Linked DNA regions of Homo sapiens: regions 1 and 2 are each linked to region 3. The links are chromatin loops, found by intact Hi-C in ENCODE. Cell type or tissue: dorsolateral prefrontal cortex. All regions are shown on one strand. Links, peaks and the distances in the headings refer to the core of each region. The heading gives the core; the rest is flanking DNA.

Evidence for each region. Peaks named below come from ENCODE experiments on the same cell type or tissue, not always from the same donor. Only the 100,000 strongest peaks of a DNase experiment are listed, where the experiment ranks them.
Region 1: it touches region 3 in a loop (2.2-fold over the local background); 1 of 110 quality-filtered maps calls a loop at or near these places.
Region 2: it touches region 3 in a loop (2.2-fold over the local background); 1 of 110 quality-filtered maps calls a loop at or near these places.

Annotation. Positions count from the first base shown.
Region 1 is chr11:117,661,741-117,668,025 of GRCh38, forward strand. The region is part of intron 3 of DSCAML1 (DS cell adhesion molecule like 1); the gene reads right to left. It overlaps LOC105369515 (a long non-coding RNA gene), which reads left to right. Exons shown (of 3, transcript XR_948060.3): 2 at 5,085-5,166. Among named protein-coding and RNA genes, the nearest start is that of DSCAML1, 130 kb to the right of the region's middle. RefSeq lists an enhancer at 1,042-1,727. In dorsolateral prefrontal cortex, for the core only: CTCF peaks have their summits at 2,135 and 2,342; DNase peaks (open chromatin) are centred at 1,871, 2,351 and 3,297; H3K4me3 peaks cover 1,565 bases; H3K27ac peaks cover 5,000 bases.
Region 2 is chr11:117,539,533-117,545,817 of GRCh38, forward strand. The region is part of intron 3 of DSCAML1 (DS cell adhesion molecule like 1); the gene reads right to left. Among named protein-coding and RNA genes, the nearest start is that of CEP164, 210 kb to the left of the region's middle. In dorsolateral prefrontal cortex, for the core only: no CTCF peak of the experiment used is centred there; no DNase peak of the experiment used is centred there.
Region 3 is chr11:117,439,592-117,447,275 of GRCh38, forward strand. It overlaps DSCAML1 (DS cell adhesion molecule like 1), which reads right to left. Exons shown (of 33, transcript NM_020693.4): 21 at 4,295-4,448; 22 at 228-345. Among named protein-coding and RNA genes, the nearest start is that of CEP164, 120 kb to the left of the region's middle. RefSeq lists an enhancer at 2,965-3,945. In dorsolateral prefrontal cortex, for the core only: a CTCF peak has its summit at 4,131; a DNase peak (open chromatin) is centred at 4,140; H3K4me3 peaks cover 340 bases; H3K27ac peaks cover 1,418 bases.

The sequences.
Region 1 (6,285 bases), core at 1-5,000, 220 kb after region 3:
TCTTTCCTTGCTAATGAGCAGCTTTTTCCTGGCACTGCCTGGATGGAGGGGAAGAGCTGAGGATGTCAGATGGTGACTAATAGAGTCATAGGGACTGGGCCTATGAAAAAGAGTGGCTGGATGGAAGGCAGAGTTGGCACCTTCTAGCATAGTCTAGGGTTGAGGCCTGCCTGCTGGCTGTTGCCCACCAAACAGTTCCTTGAAGGCCAGACACCAGTACCCAAACTCTGGGTCAGCGAGACTTCAGCACTAAGGACCATGAGGGCTTGGAGTGGCCTGGATGCAACTTGTTTCTTGCCTTTCTCAGAAGTGCTTCTGCCACTAAATGCTGTCCTGGAGGAGCAGCCTCTCTCCTCTAAAGGCAGCATCCCAGGACAAAGGCTGGTCTGTATCCAGAAAAAGGGAAGAGAGGGTTTGTCTCAGTCCTTCACTTCTGTTGGTCACACCCCAGGGGCAAGTGCCATGTTTTTTTAAAAAAGGATGGTCACTAACCCAAGTATTCAGAGAAGAGAAGGCTGAAGCAGGTGAGGAGGAAACTGAGAAGTCTAGGCAAACGCTCCCTTTCATGGAACCAGTAGTTTTCAGTCTGGAAAAGAGATTTCAAGGTAGCATGACAGACGGCTTCGAAATGTGAAGGGCTGTCATGTATGAGAGGGAGCACAATTGGCCCAAATGCCCGGAGGCAGAATCAGGACCTGCAATCCAGCCAACTGCAGACTTGGCTGTCTCACAGAGTCGTGAGTTCACGGATGACCACTCGTCGAGAATGCCAGAGAAAAGGCTCTCTCATGGGTGGCAGATGCTCTCTGAGATCCCTTCCATCCTAAGACTGTGTCTTTGGCTCCAGGCAACAGCCTAGCACAACACCCTGCACATAGTAGGTGCTTAGTCAATGTTTCTAGATTGTGAAATGGACAGTATTCAATTACACAGGGACATTGGTTTTCAGGTAGGTGTAGAGGCTTTCTCCAGCAAATCCTTTCAAACCGAAGATGTGGAATGCAGCTCTTAAATAGGGGTTAACAAAATTCTTGCAAATTAGAGTCACCCAGCGTGCTTACTTAAAATGCAGATTCTTGGGCCCCACTCAAAATTTGAATTCAGTAGGCCTGGAATGGGGACAAGAAATCTGCAATTTTTAACAAGCTCCCCAGATGATTCCCAAGCATGTGATTGCCAGGCGGCATTTAAATAAATGTAGACTCAGAAAAACATCACGGGTTCTTCTGGTTCCCGGATATAAGCCCTACCGGAGTTGTCATTGCCTTTGCCTTACCACATCCACTTGCCCCCCGGAGATGGGGAAGGACTCCATCCGATGCTGGCTGAACCCCAGGCAACGCTGAGGCCCAGAGCAGCAGGAAGAAGGCAAAGGCATCTTTCAGCATGAGACCCACTCTCAGACCCATGGCATTGCACGCTACCGAAAAGCCAGCCTTCGATATCCTTGCTATATCGCAGAGTCAGCCCTGACAGCCTGCCCACCTCCCACAGTGCTTCTGATCTCACGGCTTACCTTGCTGTCATGGCTCCACCTGGCCCTCCTACCTGGGTTCAGTCTTTGCTCCCACCTTTCCCCCAAACTGGGCTCTGCTTCTGCTTCCTCTACCTTTGGTTTCCCAGCCTGGCGCCCAGGACTCTGAGGCCATCCCCCACCAGTGGTGTCAGTCCTGTAAGCAGAAGCCAGCCAGCATCCCTCTGGGAGCTCTTCCACGTGCTGGACTGAGAAAGTGGAAGGGCTAGAATCCATGGCAGGAAGTACCATGGAGATACAGGAGGCTCTCCATGGTACTTCCTGCCCCTCTCCCACTGCCACTGGAAGGAGTGAACCCAGTCTCTTCCAGGAGGCTCTCTCTCACTGTGCCCACATCGCCGCCAAGTGCCCGGCCAGGCCAGAACTTCCCCTCCCCCTGCCCTTTCCCTACAGGGATTGATTTGTTTAGTTTCAACAGTTTAATCTTCTCCTTCCCTTGGAGCAGAGCTGTTTCCCTCTGATCCCTGGTGGGAGGCATTCTGTATCGGACTGAGTACAGGGGGGCTGGGGGAGGAAGGTAAAAGAGAAAAAAGAAAGAAGGAAGGAAAACATACCTCCTGGCAAAACCCAGAGCACCACTTACACAACATCTTTCCCCGCTACATTATTTATAGCGTGACTGAAACATTTATTCCTCCCCTGCTCTTCCAAAGAGCACCAGTGTTTCCGCTGAGCTGTAACAAGTACAGCAAGGCCGGCTGCAAGGCTGTATTGCTCAGCGCCATCACCAAACATTGGAGACACAACAGTGCACCCCAGAAAATGCCGTGGCTCCCAGCAGCCGGGAGGAGGGGCCGGGCCTGGGAAGAGAGAGGGCGTAGTTCCAGGATGCTGGGAGAGGAGGCCAGGGGAGGGGATCAGGACTCTCAGTCCAGAGAGGAATGGTGGCAGCGTTTCAGACAAACAGCTCAGGGGCCCACATTCAGCCAGACTTGCAGAGAACCCGAGGCCTAGACCGGCGAGGGGCCGTGGTAGGCAATTAGCCAAATCTACAACAATGACACTCTAAGGAGCGGTGGCTGCTGACAGGCTTTCTGAGCAGGTATTTTTATTTATTCAACAATTTATATGAATAAGTACATTTATGAATTGCAGTGGGATAGAGAGGGTGGGGACTTTGAATCCACTCAGATCTACTTCCCAGGGCCCCTCTGACACCTCCCTGCCATGTGACAGAGATCAAGTCACATCATCTCAAGGAGGCTCAGTTCCCCTTTCTGCAAAAATAGGGATGACAGCTCCTACCTTACATTGCTGTTTTGAGGTGTTACGCTTGTATATGAAAAGTACCTAGCGCTGTATGTGAATTTCACCTCAATTTAAAAAAGGGTAGGGGGCACTTAGCACAATGTCTACCCCGTAATGGACACTCCACAAAGGGAGCTCCTCGCATTTTTGGTTGACGAGTGTTATGAGTATTCATGGATTTTTGCGGAACTGTTTCCTGATGGCCTGGTTTACAAACTAATGACAATACATGGGGAGGCCTAGCATTCTCAGAGCCTCTAGCTGTCTTTAAAAGAATACACCCACAGACCCATGATGGTGGAGTTCCACACCCCTACTCCTCCTGGCTTTGCCTTAGCTGAACAAGCAGCTACCTTGTCCCTTTCACGGCCGCGTGTCTGCTGGGCACCTTCAGAACCACGTCTATCAACAAACACTGTGGTCTGCCTGCTGATCTGGGCACCCCCAGACCCAGCACCCTTTCTGCCTTTCCTTCTTGTTTCTCTCACTTTGCCATGCTTGTTGGTAGCCAGGCCAAGCCCCGCCCATCTCAGTGGAAGTCCTATTTCCTGCCGAAGTCTGTGCTGACAACTCCTGCCCTTATGACCCTCCCTGAGCCCTCGAGCTGCTCCCAGGCTGGCCTCTGACCTATGGCTTTTCACAGTTGTGATGCCTTGTTCATGTGGGCCCAGTCTCCCTGACCACACAATCGGCCCCTTGAAGTCCAGGACTAGCTCATTTTCTTCTCTGGTGTCCCCAAGGGGACTGGAAGTCGGCTCGTACGAGCTGGGCAGTTATAAACAAGTCAAAGGACATATCTAAGATTTGGTTTCTTTTCTGTAAAATGAGGCTACCTCAATGGAATAACAGCAATGACAGCCACAAGCACAGCTAACCCTTCCTGTGGGCACAGAGTACGCGAGCTGTGGTCTAAGAGCCGAGTGCGTACTCAGGAACACTCAGGCAGGAGTGGCTCCGGGTTTTTGGATGTGAAGTGCATATGATTTTGGCAGTCTACTTATAAAATAGGGCCTCAGATTGGGTCTGTGCAAATAAGGGGCTCTGAAGCTTAAGCTGCAATGGCTTCCTGGAAAATCTATCTCTGCAGCCAGGTATTGTCATTGTCCCTATTTTACAGATGAGGAGACTGGGCCCAGAGATAGTAACTCGCCCACCATCACACAGGCAGCATGCGTGGAACTGGGATTCACACCAGGCAGCATGGTACCTGAGCCCATAATCCCAACGGCCTCAGTCCCTGCCCAGGACACGGGGCTAGTAAGGTGTGAGGCAATGCCACACAGCCCTAAGACACTGCCAACGTATAGGTTGGCAAAGAGTCAAAAAAGGAAAGAAACAGGGATCTATAGTCAGCCCAACCTCCTCATTTCCCAGATGAGGAATCCATTGCTCTGGGAAGTCAGAGACTTTTGCAAAGGCACACACAACACCAAACACAGTCCAGGACCCTCTCTCTCTATTGCCTGCGTGAGGATTGAGGAAGGACTTTTGGGCAGTTGGTCAGTGGCTGGTTCTCCTCCATCACTGCGGTCAGAGCTCAGGGCTGCTGCTGAGAACCCTGTAATGCTCCGAGGGGCTGTTTGTTGGCCTCCTTGGGCCCCAGGAAGCAGAATAGTATGGTGAGAGGGGCATGGATCTCAGAAGGCCCTGAGGTCACATCCAGCCTCCGGTGCTTCCTACCAGTGGACCCTCGAGCCAGCCTCTTCAGCATCAATTTCCACATCTGTAAATTGGGAGTGTTAATACCTGCTGTAAGCGTGCTGGGGATCAAACAAGATCACACATGCAAAGAACCCACCCAGTAGCTAGCATTTTCCATAGTGGATTTTAGAAGTTGTGTAATCAATGTTAGTGCCCCTGCCTCTGTCTAATAGTCAGACGCCTACATTATAACAGAGTACCCCTAGGACTTCAGGCCTTTGTTCTTGTCTTATCCCTGGTTTGACTTTCTGCCTGTTTCCTGATCTGGCCTCTCAGCTGCTGCCAAATGCCCCTGAGGACAAAGCTGCTGCCGGGCCTCTCTCTCTGGGTACTATCCCAACTTCCCACTCCTCTCTCTCCCTCACTGAGCCTGTGTCCCACCCCCAGTTCTGCAGAACAGCCTCAGCCTCAGGTGGTGGGGAGTATGAGGCCTGAGCTACGGGCAAAAGACCCCTCTGAAGGGCTGGCCCCGGCAGGAGTGCATTGTCTAAAGGAAGGTCGCAAATTCAGGCTTGGTTTTAGATGTGGCTACCTCAGAGGGCTATAAGCCTTGATCTCTTCTTCTGTAAAGTGGTGATTTCAATGCCTCTGCCTCTCTCAGGGTGGCTGGAAGGATGAAATGCAGTGATGGATCTGGAGTGCCTAGCAGATGCGTGGCACGTGGTAAGCTCTCCATAATGCAGGTAATTACTGTCCGAATCCATGTATTCACCATCATGCAGTTTTGGGGGTAGGGCTGTCAGGTGGGCAGTCAGCAGGTGTTAGTGGCCTGGTCTGGGTGGTTGGTTCATCCAGGAGTCTGGACAGCAGCTGGGGGGTCCAAGGAGCAACACCCAGCTTTCCCGAGATGGCTGGCAGGCTCAGGTGGGACAAGGAGCCTGCTCTCCTGACAAAGTCAATGTTGGTGGTTGGGCACGATGGCTCACGCCTGTAATCCCAGCACTTCGGGAGGCCAAGGTGGGTGGATCACTTGAGGTCAGGAGTTCGAGACCAGCCTGGCCAACATGGTGAAACCCTGTCTCTACTAAAAATACAAAAATCAGCTGGGCGTGGTGGTGCATGCCTATAATCCTAGCTACTCGGGAGGTTGAGGCACGATAATTGCTTGAACCCGGGAGGCAGAGGTTGTAGTGAGCCAAGATGGCACCACTGCACTCCAGCCTGGGTGACAGAGACTCCGTCTCATAAAAAGTAAATAAATAAGTCAACATTGGTAATGGTTCTGCCCGGGGTCTGACTAGCCCCTCACTCTCTAATGGGCCAGCTTGCCAGGGTGGCCGGGGCTGGGGGCGGTGCTCATCTCCTTGGGCACTGAAGAGCCAGCCCAGACACTGAGACTGGTTCCAGATAGTTAACTCCTTTCTGCTTCTTCCCAACTCTTCCTTCCTCTTTGCATCCAGGACTCAGTTTCCCACTAGCCCCTCAGCCTGACTTCCTCCTCTGTTTTAAGTGCCTCAAAAGCCACCTCCTGACCTGAAACAGAATCCAACCTTCAGAGTTGATCGTTGATTATAGCACCCAGAAAAAGGTGGTTGGAGGCTTGGCAGCATCCTTACTCCCAAGAGGAAATGCTGCTTCCCATTCAGTATCCAGTACTTTTTCCTGTCCCATGAGCCACCCTGTATCCGAACACATCGAAGGCAGATTTGTGTTTGTAATTCTTGCAGTGGAGAAGAAGGGAGGGATATGGAATCTAGTGCCAGATGATCTACTACTGCTCATTAGGTGCCCGATGTCAGAGAAAGCAAGTTGACCTGACTCTGAGAACAATATAACAGCCAAACACCATTCGCATTATTATG
Region 2 (6,285 bases), core at 1-5,000, 99 kb after region 3:
GGGAGGTGGATGTTGCAGAGAGCTGAGATCACGCCATTGCACTCCAGCCTGGGCAACAAGAGTAAAACTCTGTCAAAAAAAAAAAAAAAAAAAAAAAAGGAATAAAGGTCTAATTAGCAGTGGCAAGAGGTTTGCCAGATGCACACAAAAGTGAGCATTCAAAAGTCAAGATTAAGTAGTGTGATGGTTCCCCCCAAAATAAAAAATAGAATTACTATACGATCCAGTGATTCTACTTATGGGTATATATCCAAAAGAACTGAAAGCAGGGAGAGAGATATTTGCACACCCAAGTTCATAGCAGCGTTATTCACAATAGCCAAAAAGGTGGAAGAAACCAAACTGTCCATCAACAGACAAATGGATAAACGACATGTGATATATACATACAATGGAATATTATTCAGTCTTGAAAAAGATGGAAATTTGGGCACGTGCTTCAACATGGATGCGTCTTGAGGACATTATCCTAAGTGAAATAAGCCAACTGCAAAAAGGCAAATATGGCATGATTCTACTTTACTTATAGGAAGTATTGGAGTTGTCAAGCTCATAGAGACAGAAAGTAGAATGGTGGTTGCTAGGGGCTAGAGGGAGGGAAAAGGGGGAGTTGTTTAATGCAGGGGTTCCCAACCTTGGGGCCGTGGACCAGTACCTGTTCGTGGCCTGTTAGTAACTGGGCCTCAGAGCTGGAGGTGAGTGGCAGGCGAGCGAGCATTTCCTCCTGTCAGATCAGCAGCAGCATTAGATTCTCACAGGAGTGCGAACCCTATTGTGAACTGTGCCTGCGAGGGATCTAGGTTGCACGCTCCTTATGAGAATCTAATGCCTCATGATCTGAAATGAAACAGTTTCACCCGTATCCCCCTACCCCTGTCCCGTGGAAATATCGTCTTCCATGAAACCAGTGGGGGACTGCTGGTTTAAAGGGAATGGAGTTTCAGTTTTACAAAAGGCAACTGAACTTAAACATGACTGAACTTAACCCTTAAAAATGATTAAGATGGTAAATTTTATGTTATGTATATTTTACCACAATTAAAGTTGAAAAAAAATTTAAGTCAAGGCTATAAAAAGTTGGAATGAGTGATAGGTGGGATTTGAACAATGAAATCACTTGGACACAGGGCGGGGAACATCACACACTAGGGCCTGTCGGGGGATGAGGGGCTGGGGGGAGGGATAGCATTAGGAGAAATACCTCATGTAAATGACGAGTTGATGGGTGCAGCAAACCAACATGGCACATGTATGCCTCTGTAACAAACCTGCATGTTGTGCACATGTACCCTGGAACTTAAAGTACAGTAATAATAATAAAAAAAGTTGGAATGAGTGTCTTTGTCAGGTAGTGAGTCTCCTGTCACTGGGGGGTATTTAAGTTGATGCTGAAGAAACCCTTGGCTGAGATATTGCGTAGGGGATTTCAGTCTTGAATAGAAGAAATAAACCAGACCATCCTTAAGAACCTTTCTCCCCCAGCGATTTAGAAGTTCACGGCTTAAGGAATGTTGGAGCTGCAATAACCCTTGAGGATCATCTACTACGGGGATTTTAAAATGCGTGTGTCTGCACGTGCATTTGCACACTTCCACCCCAAGGCCTTTGCTGTCACAAATTCCTTTTGGCCTGAAATGCTTTTTCCTTGACTTACTTCTGGCCTCATTCAGGTCTCTGCTTAGTAGACAGCTCCTTGGAGAAGTCTTGTCTGACCACTCTCTAAAAATTAGACTGTGTCCCTCGTCCCTGCCCAACTCTTTACTCTGCTTTATTTGTCCTTGGAGCACACGCTGCTTCTGTTTGAGAGCAAGAAGTTATTTTGGTTCACCCTGTATGCCAGCTCCAGAAGACATCTTGCACACAGCAGATGCTCAGTGAACATCTGATGTGTTGAATCAATGAATCCTGGCAGTGGAGGAGGCATCTCCACATGGGGTGAGGCAGCTGAACTTCCAACCTGGACTCCTGTTCCCAATGTGCCCTGTGCCCTGGTTGTCTCTCCCCCTCTAGCCACTGCTGCCACATTGCAATGGTTTGGGCCACTATTTCCTCTTTGGGCCACTTTGATCCTTTCCTTGTTTCCCCAGCTTGGGACATAAAGCAAGATGGATGGTTTGGAGCTAACAGAAGAGAAAAAGTACAGACAAGAACACAGCCCAGGTTGTCTGGACTGTAAGCCATGGTGGTCTTATCTTAGTGAGGCCCCTGCAAGGCCTCCCAGCTGAGCCCATGTGGGCAGTGGGACCTCACACTTCCCATGGCAGGGCCCAGGGGGAAGGTGGGAACAGACACTCCCTCAGTAGCATCCCGGCTTCTGTGTCCCTCTCCGACTAAAGATGTACCTCTTCTTCGTTAGGTGATTAGATTGGAAATGCTACCCCCAGCCCGAAGAGGGACTACTAGCAACACAGGGCTGCTGGTTTCAGGATGGAACCACATTCAAGTCCAGGACCCAACATTCAGATCAGAGGTATGTGAAATAGAAGATGCAATGAGGCCGGGCACTGTGGCTCATGCCTGTAATCCCAGCACTTTGGGAGGCCAAGTAGGGTGGATCACTTGAGGTCTGGAGTTTGAGACCAGCCTGGGCAACATGGTGAAACCCCGTCTCTACTAAAATACAAAAATTAGCTGGGTATGGTGTCAGGCTCCTGTAATTTCAGCTACTCAGAAGGCTGAGACAGGAGAATCGCTTGAATCCAGCAGTGAGCCGAGATCGCATGACTGCATTTCAGCTGGGAGACAGAGTGAGACTCCCTATCAAAAAAACAAAACAAAACAAAACAAAACAAAACACAAAAACAACAACAACAACAACAACAAAAAAAAAACAGTGCAGGCGATGTAGTGCTGTGCTCTGAGGAAAGAGAAGCCCTGGACTCAAGCTGCCTTGGGTGGTTCCATCTCTGCCTGTCTTAAGGGGAGCTCAATCTCTTACACATGAAAGGTTTCCACAGCTCGGGCCCTTGTGGAAGAAGCCCTGTGTCCAGGCACCAGCAGCTATAAACTTCCCCTCCCCAACTCTTTTAGGTACCTCTCTCCAAGCACTGTACTTTGGATTTGGAGAGAGATCCAGGTGAAATATCTTAAATTGTTATAAAAACTGCGAGAAAAGCACCCCGAGGTGCATGAATCAGTGGGCACCCATGTGCTGAAATGCCTATCAAATACTAGGCACTGTGCCAGGCACATCTTCCCTCTCTTGACCATTGGTACACACCTAGGAAGACCATCCTTCTCTTCCTTTACAGATGAGGAAATTATGGCTTGGGCTAAGAGACTTGTTCAAGCCACACATCTAGTGAGTGGAAGAGCCTGGACTCACACCTGGGGCTCCTGAACACAAATTCAGAGCTGTTTCCTCCAACCCTGCTGCCAGGAAAGTGTGTGCTGCATGCTGGGGGTGCTTTGGCTAACCCCTTCCCCGTGAGGTGGACTTCTCTCTCCTTTCTGGGCAGAGGTTGGTCCCCTGGCCTCTTCATTCTTCCGATGGAGGCTTCCCTCTCACTAGCCAGGGCCACAGTAGGTGGGTGGGCAAATGGTGAGATGAGACCAGTTTTGGAAGACATTACAGTTACTGAATGAAAGAGTGGATGAATGATCTCACAGGCTAGTGCAGAGTGAAGTAAGAGGTTAGGGGGACTCAGAAGCTGAGGCTTAGGGAGAAAAAAAATCCTGCCATGATCAGTTGCCATGTGTTAGTGGGAAGTGTGATCTTGGGCAGGTGGCTGAATGTGCCTGCAAGGGAGCATGGTGCATGCGCTGGCATGTTGTGTACCTGCACTGGCTTGTGAACCTGTGCTCGTGTGTGTACCTGCACTGGTGTGTGTACCTGCACTGGCATGTTGTGTATCTGTGCTGGCATGTTGTGTACCTGTGCTGGTGTGTGACCCTGTGCTGGTGTGTGTACCTGCACTGGCATGTGTACCTGCGCTGGTGTGTGACCCTGTGCTGGTGCATGTACCTGTTGGGTACACTTGCACAGGCTGATGGGGCATTGTAGGGGACAAGAAAGGGGCTGGCAGCTTAGGGAGGCATAGGTCCCAATGGGTACTATACAGAGCTCTGTATTTGGAGGTTTGAGACCTGCCACCTACCAGCTGTGTGGCTTTAGGAACACCTGTTAACCTTTCTGGGCGTTTGCTCACCCCCAAATTAGGGATTCTAAACCCCGATTTTCTCTGTTCGTGGAGTTCTTCTGTGGTGTCCATGCAACAATACTTATGAAAGGCTGTTGTGATGTATATGCACTGCATGCTTATAGGGCAGTTTTTTTTTTGTTTGTTTTGTTTTTTTTAAAGATCTTAATACTAAATGGGAGGCAGGTCTATGATGCGTATGTAGTGCATAGGTATTCACATGGGGTTGGGAGCTGCTTTTCCACTATTGGAGTCAGATGCCTTCCTGAAGCAGGAAAACCAGAAGCTGAGGAAGGGGTTTCCTGCTTTGCCTCCCCCATTTCCTCTGCAAGGAAGGTCCCAGTAGGCAATGGGGGATATGGAGTCAGAGGGAGGAGGAAGCGAATAGGGTGAGGCTTTGCATTGAGACCAGGCTTTGGCCACAGGGTCAGAAAAAAATCGTTGTCTCTCTTGGAAGAGAAGAGCTACTTAGTCTGTCACAGCTCAAGTCTGTTTCCTGGGGTAGCTTCAGGATGCCAGGGCCTCGAAGTACCTCAACTGGCCCCCAGGGACCTCCCAATTCAAAAAGAGAAATTGCAATCAATACAGGTTACCAGTTGCTGCTCCATGCAATACAGATTTATAAAAACAGTGTCGTCAGCCTGCAGTGTGGAGCCTGCAGATAGTTCATAGGACTAATGAGATAACTTGCCCCACAATCAGGGCTGTCCTTTCCTCCCAAGCTATTTGTGCTGTGGGGCAGGGCAGTTGAGGGTGATGGATACTTCCTGGCTGGCGGGAATTAGCTCCTGCCTGGGGGCCCTGGCACCAGGGCAGCCTGCGGGGAGCAAGTCAAGGCGGACTCTGCAGGGCACCTTCCTTTCTTTCCTTTTGGTTCCACCTGCTGATGGTGAATAACCTGGGAGTCCCTGCCAGCCTGGGTTTGAAAAAACCAAGGGAAGCCAGGCCCATCCTTCTTCCTCTCCTTTCCTTGGACTCTGAACTCCTAGGATTGTAAACCCTCAACTCAGTACCCCAGAGGGAGATTTGTAGCAGAGTGAAAAGCACATGAGATGTGAGTCGGGAACAGGGATTCAAGTCCCAGCTCAGGCCAGGCTGGCTCTAGGTTTTAGATCCTCCTTGTTTTGGACTGAATTGTTTCCCCCAACATGTTATGTTGAAGCCTTAACTCCCAATGCAACTGTATCTGGAGATAGAGCCTTTAAAGAGGTGGTTAAGGTTAAATGAAGTCATGAGGGTGGGGTCCTGACTGATGATGCCCTTATAACAAGAGGAAGAGGCTGGGTGTGGTGGCTCATGCCTGTAATCCCAGCACTTTGGGAGGCTGAGATGGGTGGATCACGATGTCGGGAGTTTGAGACCAGCCTGGCCAAGATGAAAAAACCCGGTCTCTACTAAAAATACAAAAACTAGCTGGGCGTGGTGGCGGGCGCCTGTAATCCCAGATACTCGGGAGGCCGAGGCAGGAGAATTGCTTGAACCCAGGAGGTGGAGGTTGTGGTGAGCTGAGATCGTGCCACCACACTCTAGCCTGGGCGACAGAGCAAGATTCCGTAAAAAAAAACACACACACACACACACACACACACAAAACACAAGGATGTGCACACACAGAGAAAAGGCCATGTGAGGACACAGCGAGAAGGTGGCCATCTGCAAGCCAGGGAGAGAGGCCTCACCAGAAACCACACCTGCCATGACCTTGACCTTAGACTTCCAGCCTCCAGAACTGTAAGAAAGAAATTTGTTTAGGCCACCCAGTCTGTGGTATTGTGTTATGGCAGCCAGAGAAAATGAATACACTCCTCATCTGGACATGCTCTTCCCTAGGACTCTTCCAGCACTAACAGACATTCTAGAACCGGGTCCTGCTCTGCAAAGACATGAAGATGGGGAGGGGAGAAAGGCAGAGGGGAGCCAATTCTGAAGGTCACCAGGCTTCAGGCTGTACTGTACAGGCTGGGTTCAGAGAATGTGATGGGGAAGAAAGACTGAGTCTAAGACCATCCGGTGGGCATCAGGGGCCAGGAGCTGAGGGGAGGCAGGGAGGAAGCTGAAGGCATCATCCAGGGATGAGGTGGGCAGGGAACTAGCCCTGGGAATGGGTCGTTAACACAGGCTGGGCCTCATCTGCACCCTCAATCAA
Region 3 (7,684 bases), core at 1,176-6,175:
ACCCAGCCTCTTTAACCATCCGGGGAAGGGAGGTCCTTGGCTCCCAAGAGGGGAGCCAGGAGGCCAGGCCTGCTTGAGAGAGCAGTAGCAGCACACCCTGCAGGGCCTCTGCAGGCCTGGAGGCAACCGGGTCACCAGGCAGGAGGGCCCCAGACTCTTCTCCACACCGCTCTTCTACTATATCCCTCTTTGGGGCCACCCCATCCCTCCACTGTCCCGACACACACCTGTCCTTGGTCCACTTCACAGCAGGGGCTGGATCTCCCACTGAATTGCAAGGCAGCCGAACATCTTTCATCCAAGGTGTTGTCACGGTGCCCCCAAAGGAGATGATCTTTGCTGGGGCTACAGGGAGGAGAGGATGAGGGCCACTCCACTTCTACCCCTGCACAATATCCTGGCCTCCTTCCTTAGGGCCCCCTGGATTTACAGTTCAAATCCTCCCTCCCCGATCTGACCTCCACCTTGGGCTTTTGGTGAGGGGTAGGTGTCAGGGAATATTGGCTGGGAGACATTGACTCAAGAAACATTGATGAAATACCAGTTATGGTCAGGATCACAAGAGGCTCTGAGGATTCAAAAAATGAGTATGATTTATTCCCTGTCCTCACGTTGATCACCATCCAAGAGGGAGACAGATACTTAAGGAAAAATTATAACGGGGCAAAATGCTATGGTAGGTGCAGGCACGAGGAAGCCTAGGGGTGCGAGGCAGGGGGAATGAATGCTGCCCATAAGTGGGCAGTGGAGGCAACGGCCGGGAATAGCATCTGGAATTGGAAGCTCTGACTTGAAGGTTAAGAAAGACTTTATAAGCAGGGAAGGAGACACATGTCAAGAAGAGGGAATAGCACTAAGCACAGACATGGAGACCTGAAGCTCACGGCAGCTGTGAGGGTTTGCAAATACTCTGGGGTAACCAAAGCTTGAGTCCAAGGGGACGGGCAGAAGTAGAATCTTGGGGGCTTTGTTGGCAGGGCCAGGAGACTGGACTCCCTCTTAGAAAGCCGCCACCAGAGGGTTATAAGAAGTGGTGTTGGACAGGCCTGGTGGCTCACGCCTGTAATCCCAGCACTTTGGGAGGCTGTGGCAGGCGGATCACCTGAGGTTGAAGTCAGAAGTTCAAGACCAGCCTGGCCAACATGGCAGAACCCTGTCTCTCTACTAGAAATACAAAAAATTAGCCGGGCACGATGGCAGGTGCCTGTAACCCCAGCTACTCGGGAGGCTGAGGCGAGAGAATCGCTTGAACCTGGGAGGTGGAGGTTGCAGTGAGCCGAGATCATGCCACTGCACTCCACGCTGGGTGACAGAGCAAGACTCTGTCTCAAAAAAAAAAAAAAAAAAAAAAAAAAAGGAGTGGTGTCCTCAGCCGATTTCAGATGCATCCTGGCTGCTTGCAGAGGATAGTTTGGTGGAGGGGGTCCTGGAGGACACAGAACGTGACAGGATGGTGGCCAGAATGCAGGCTGGAGGTGATGCGTAGCAGTGGGGAGATGAGGGGCTCAGAGCAAGAGCTGACAAAACTTAGGGTCTGGCTGGTTTGGGGGAAGAGAGCGGGGAGGGAAGGATGGCTCCCAGGATTCTGGCTGGGCCACCAAGGTGAGTGATGGCACCCTCATGGGAACAGGGCACACTGAAGGAGGGGCAGGCTTGGCAGGAAGGACCGGATGGCTTCATCTCATACTGAGTCCACAGTGCAGCCACAGCTGTAGCTAGACCACAGGTGGGTGCGTGTTCTGGAGCACCAGAGAGATGCCTGGACCAAAGACGCTGATCTGAGAGTCAGCAGGCATGATGAGGCCACAGGAGGGGATGCAGACTGACAGGGAAGTGACCAACTCTAGGATCAGCATGCACAGGCACAGAAGAGAGGACGGGAGTGTCCCAAGGGTGGTGGCGGAGGACTGGGTCAGCAGCATCACAGAAGGTGCGGGGCCACAGGTGCCCAGAGTGTGGTGGGTGGGTAAATGCATCTAGTGCCTGGGAGATCGCCAGGCCCAGATTTAAAGGAACCAAGTGCCCAAGTGCCTCAGAGAGTAGAGGAGGCCCATGGAGCTGGGGCCCTTCTTGGGGTGGAGGGAGAGTGAGAGTGAGGGAGCAGCTGAGAGGTTCAGGTGCATGGCGTGGGGGTGGGCTCCTGTGCTGGTCGTGCCAGGTGCCAAGGGGCTCTCAGAGCAGGGGAGTTCTGGGGTCTGCTTGGAGCAGTGGGGGCACCAGACAGGCCCGGCAGAGGGGTCCACATGAAGACGGCCTCCATGCGGGGGCGGTGAGAAGCCTGGGGGCTTTGTGGGTGTTCTCAGAGTTTCTCCAGAGATCAGGTTCCAGACCTGGTTTTGCCACAGGCTGGGGTTGGCTCCCTGAATCTGTGTCTCAGGGTGTGTGTGCATATGTGTGTGTATGTGTGGGTGTGTATGTGCATCTGCATGTGAGTGTGTGTATGTGTGTGTGTGTGTTAGTGTATGTGTGTGCGCAGATGCGTGTTTGTGCACATGCATGTGAGTGCATGTTGTGTATGTGCATATGTGAGTGTGCACGTGTATGCATGTGTGTATGCGTGTGTATATGCGTATATGCATGTAGTGTGTATAGTGTGTATGTGTGTGCATGTGTGCATGTATTAGTGTGTCTAGTGTGTGTGTGCGTGTGTATGCATGTGCATATGTGTGTGCATGTATTAGTGTGTATAGTGTGTATGTGTGTATATGTGTGCATATGTGTATGCATGTATTAGTGTGTATAGTGTGTATGTGTGTGCATGTGTGTATGCATATATTAGTGTGTATAGTGTGTGTATGCATGTGTGTGCACATTAGTATGTGTATGTGCGTAAATGTATGTGTGGGTCTGTGTGTATAAGTGTGTGCGCGTGCATATGCATGTGTTTGTGCGTGTGCACATGTATGAGTGTGCAGTGTGTGTGTGCGTGTGTGTGTATGGGGGAAGGGGGCAGGAGTGGTTGTCTTTCCCACCTCACAGGGCGGCTGTGAGGTGACGCTGTGTGAATGTGTTCTAGGAAGTCCACAGCTCTCTAGGACCGTGTTTATTTAATGCCCCCAGGAGAAGAGGCCAGCCTTCTGCAAAGATGCCCAGCCCTCACACTCCTGCCTCTGGGCCAGTGCTAGCTGTTCTGGAAGGGTGATAGGCTTTAGGCCCCTTCCCTTCCTGAAGAAGAGGTTGGTGGTAGGGGTTAGGGGGTGGTAGGAGGTGCTGAGGCTGTGTGGAAAGAGCCCTGACTTGGCGCTGGGAGAGCTAGCTCACTCCTTCCCGGTTGTCTTTGCAGCCCATGCCACTCCTGCCTCAGGTTGCTCAGCTGTGGAATGGGTCAACAAGCCCTGCTGGCAGGGCAGGTGGAAGCCCCTGGCCCACCGTAGGCCCTCGATCAGATGCTGGCTGGCTCTGAGCCCGCGGCAGGGTAGGGCTTGGGGCTCTTGTGTTTGGGCCAAGAGAAGCTTGAGTGGCCCCGGTAGGCTGGCCAGGCTGCGCAGGCACCACCTCCTCTCGTCTGGGCTGCGGTGGATAAGAGAGTGGGGGAGTGAGGAGGGGCCCAGGGAGGCCCAACGGCAAGTAGAGGACCTGCGGTCCTGGGCTAGTTGTGGCCAGTTCCTACGCCCCAGGGAGAGGCAGACGCTCAGCCTTGCAGCTCTACCTGCGCGGCTGCTACAGCTTGCCCTTGGGATGAGGCCTTGGAAGTGTCATTCCTCTGAAAAGTGGGGGTGCAGCCCCCATGGCACACCCATGTCCCGGTCAGAGATTCAGTGGGGCACTCCCTAAGAGGGTCTGATTCTAGCCCAGAGCCTTCCTTCACAGCACGCGCTCCGTAAAGGTCTGCGGATCGCAGGAATCCGCCATCGCTGGAATCACCCCTGCCCGGTGTCCAGTTCAGCACGGGGGCTCTCCTTTGAGCCTCAGCTGCTCTGTGGAAGCAGCACACCCGGCTGTAGCCACCTCTGGAGGAGCTGAGCATTGGGACAAAGGCCCGGCTTTGAATTGGGGGTAGAGGCGACTCCCCCTTTTTCAAGCTGGGAGTAGGGTTTGGACTCGGGAACTGAGTGCACCCTGTCCACCCGCCCCAGGCAAGAGCCGGAGGCAGCCTGTTGTGAGGCTTTGCTGGAGTCAGGGGGCAGCAGAGGCCCAGTCTTGGTGTGTGCGGGAGGCAGGCGGGTGGCCAGTTCCTCACAGCTGGGTGGCAGATAAAGCGGAGCAGGCAGAGACCCTGTCTGGGGAGAACCAGGATTCTGTAAGGGAGCTTTTGGAAGTGTTTGCCCCTCTGCCACAGCCTCAGGCTTCTCACCCTTGCCAGCAGGCTCGATGGTCACCTTCTCGCTGCTGTTGCCCCGGCCGGCAGAGGTGACGGCGGCCACCCACAGCAGATACTGCTGACCGCGGTTTAGGTGGGCGATCCGGTAGAAGAGCTGCTCTGGACTCGTCTCGTACTCGCTGGGAGCCTGCGGGGCAGAGGCAAAGAGGCTCTAAGAAGCAGAACTGGGGCCCTCCAGCGTCCAAATCTTCCTCAGTGCCCGGGGCTCAGAGGAGAGGATGGCGGGGTCGGATGCGAGGCAGGATTCTGTCCTATTTGCCCTTTCCAAGTTTTAGAGATGCAGCGGACAGAGTGTGCCCTGGGTTTGGTCCCTGGGAGCTGATGGGCCTGCCTCGCGGTGTTGCTGGGTCAGCCTCAGTTTACCTCTTTAACTGATCCACGCTCTGGCAGCTGTGGCTCAGGCCAGGGGATGTGAGTACTTTAGGTGAGGGACGGGGTAGCCAGGAGAAGGGAGAATGGGGGACAGGGGGTCCCAGGAAAGCCCTGAGGAAAGAGTCTTCAGGAAGAAGGCAAATGACTGCCTCTGCCTGATGAGGGTTGGAGACAGGCTCCTGCAGCCTGCTCTGGCTCCCGTCACCTCCTAGCCCTGCCGTCTAATTACCACTCCTGCATTTTGCAGGCAGCACGCCCGCCCGTCCAGGGAGGAGGGGGCGGGAGAAGGAACTATGAAAGCTTTACTGGGTAGCACTTTATTAATGATTATTAGTGGTATAGATCACCATATATATTTGTAGGTTATACAAATCTATAAAATTTTTTTTAACAAAATGACAGTTTTGACAAGTTGCCAACAAAACAATATCGGATCCCAGTGGTTTTACCAGTTGCTTTGATGAAAAGATTATGTTGCCTTGGAAACCAGAGGCTCAGATATTGAAATGAATTTGAGAAGGAGCTTTTGATAAGCGCTAGTTTGCAGACCTCCTGTCAGCCTCTTCCCTGGCACGGGCGGGATGGGGCTGACTTTCATTTTATTTTATTTTTTGGTCAGCCGCAGGGAAGGGAGAGGAGGACAGCACCAGGGCCCCTTTGAAAACAGAGCGGAAGTCCAGGGAGGGAGAGCAGCCCCAGAACAGATGGGGGCCCGAGGCCAGAGGGAGCTAATAATTAGTTATCTCTGCAGTCACAGGATCTTGCACACACACGCTCACAAGCACACACACATGTAGACGCATGCACACATGCTGAGGAACAGACCTCCAGGCATGTATGGGCACAGAGGGACATTCTTCATGCCCCATAGTGGGGCTGAGAGGCCCAATAACTTATAACAGGAGGAGACATCCTTTTTGGCCCCAGGCCATCTGCAGGGAAATGTTAGGGGAAAAGGCACAGGCATCTCTGCAACACACACACACAGCTCCCTGGCATATTCCTCCTGCCTCCCTCGTGGGGGTCTGGCCTTGAATCCAGGAGGTCCGGGGGGGCAGGTGCAGAGCCACCCTTGAGCCCTGGTGGTTGGGAAGCCCTTTCAGGCCACAGCACCCTGGGACTGGTGTGCGTATCTGTCGTTGATATGTGCTTGAAGTGTGGGGTAGTGTAGTGGCTTCAACACCCTCCTGCCCTTCCTCCTGGGCATACAGCCCGTAAGGTTGCCCATAGTTTCTGGACGCTGTTTTCTCTCTTGCAAACTAGGGAAGCAATACAGCTCTGCCCAACCTGTGTGTGACTGAGGCACAAGGAGGCAGGGGTGTGCACGTCCTTTGTAAACTAGGACATATTCTTCTCCGGGCTTGTTTTTGGTGACAGTACAGGAACGTATGTGTTTCTATGTACATGTGCATGTGTGGAGAACAGCTGAGTGTATGTGCTTGTGTGCATCAGTGTATACCTGAGTGTATATTTGTGCCTACACAGGCAGGGCAAGAAAGTTTGGCCTCTTCTTGTAGGTATTAGCATCCAACCCAGATACTGGGCGCTTTCCTTTTAACCTGGACACCCCGTGAGTCTCCTGAAATCATGTTCAAAAGCACACAGACATAGCCCCAAATAAAGTTCCAGTGGATCAAAGGTTTTTGAAAAAAGGCAAGCTATGAAAGAAGAAACTATAGGTAAATATTTACCCATTTTTCTAATCATAAAAATCAAGGCAAAATCATAAATGGAAATGATTGATAAATTCAGCTTCTGTAAAAAGAAAAACTATGATACATCAAAAACAGAATCAAAGGCTGGGCATACTGGCTCACATCTGTAATCCCAGCACTGTGGGAGGCCAAGGCAGGTGGATCACCTGAGATCAGGAGTTTGAGACCAGCCTGACTAACATGGTGAAATCCCCTCTCTACTAAAAAATACAAAATTAGCCAGGCGTGGTGGCGCATGCCTATAATCCCAGTTACTTGGGAGGCTGAGGCAGGAGAATCGCTTGAACCTGGGAGGTGGAGGCTGCAGTGAGCTGAGATTGTGCCATTGCACTCCAGCCTGGGCAATAAGAGTGAAACTCTGTCTCAAAACAAAAACAAAAACAAAAACAAAAAACCAGAATCAATAGGAAAGCAATGAATTGGCAGATACTTGCAACTTATATGACAGAAAATGGCTATTATCCTTAATATGTAAAGAACACTTATAAATCAATAAGAAAAATATGAGAAACCCAAACAGAAACCTGGACAAAGGACGTAAATTGACAATTACCCAAAGAAGAAAAATATAGCCAATAAACATATACAACCTAACTAGTAACCAAAGAAAGGTACTTTAAAATAAGGCACATTTATAAAAAATCCATCTAACAAAAATAAAGCAGAACAAATCAGAAAACAAATGTGGGATCAGCATAGGTGCAAAGGACAATACTGTTGGCCACTCACCCTGCTGGTAGAAACATACATGGGTGCAAATGCTCCGAAGGGCAATTTGTAAGTCTGTATGCAGAACTTTAAGAATACTTATTCTTTGTGACCCAGGAATTCCTATAGAAATTTACCCTAAGAAAATATTAAAATATGTGCATAAAGATTTCTGTGAAGGATGTTCATTGAGACGTAATTTATAATGGTGAAAATTTCAAAGACACATTAAATACAGAACAATGGGAGACTGGTTAAGTAGATTCTGTATAAACAGCCACTCAAGATCATGTTTTAGGTCAGGTGCGGTGGTGGCTCATGCCTATAATCCCAGCACTTTGGGAGGCTGAGGAGGGCGGATCACTGAGGTCAGGAGTTCGAGACCAGCCTGGCCAACATGGTGAAACCCTGCCTCTACAAAAATACAAATATTAGCCAGGCGTGGTGATGTGTGCCTGTAATCTCAGCTCCTTGGGAGGCTGAGGCAGGAGAATCACTTGAACCCGGGAGGTGGAGGATACAGCGAGCTGAGATGGTGCCACTGCACTCCAGCCTGGGTGACAGAGCA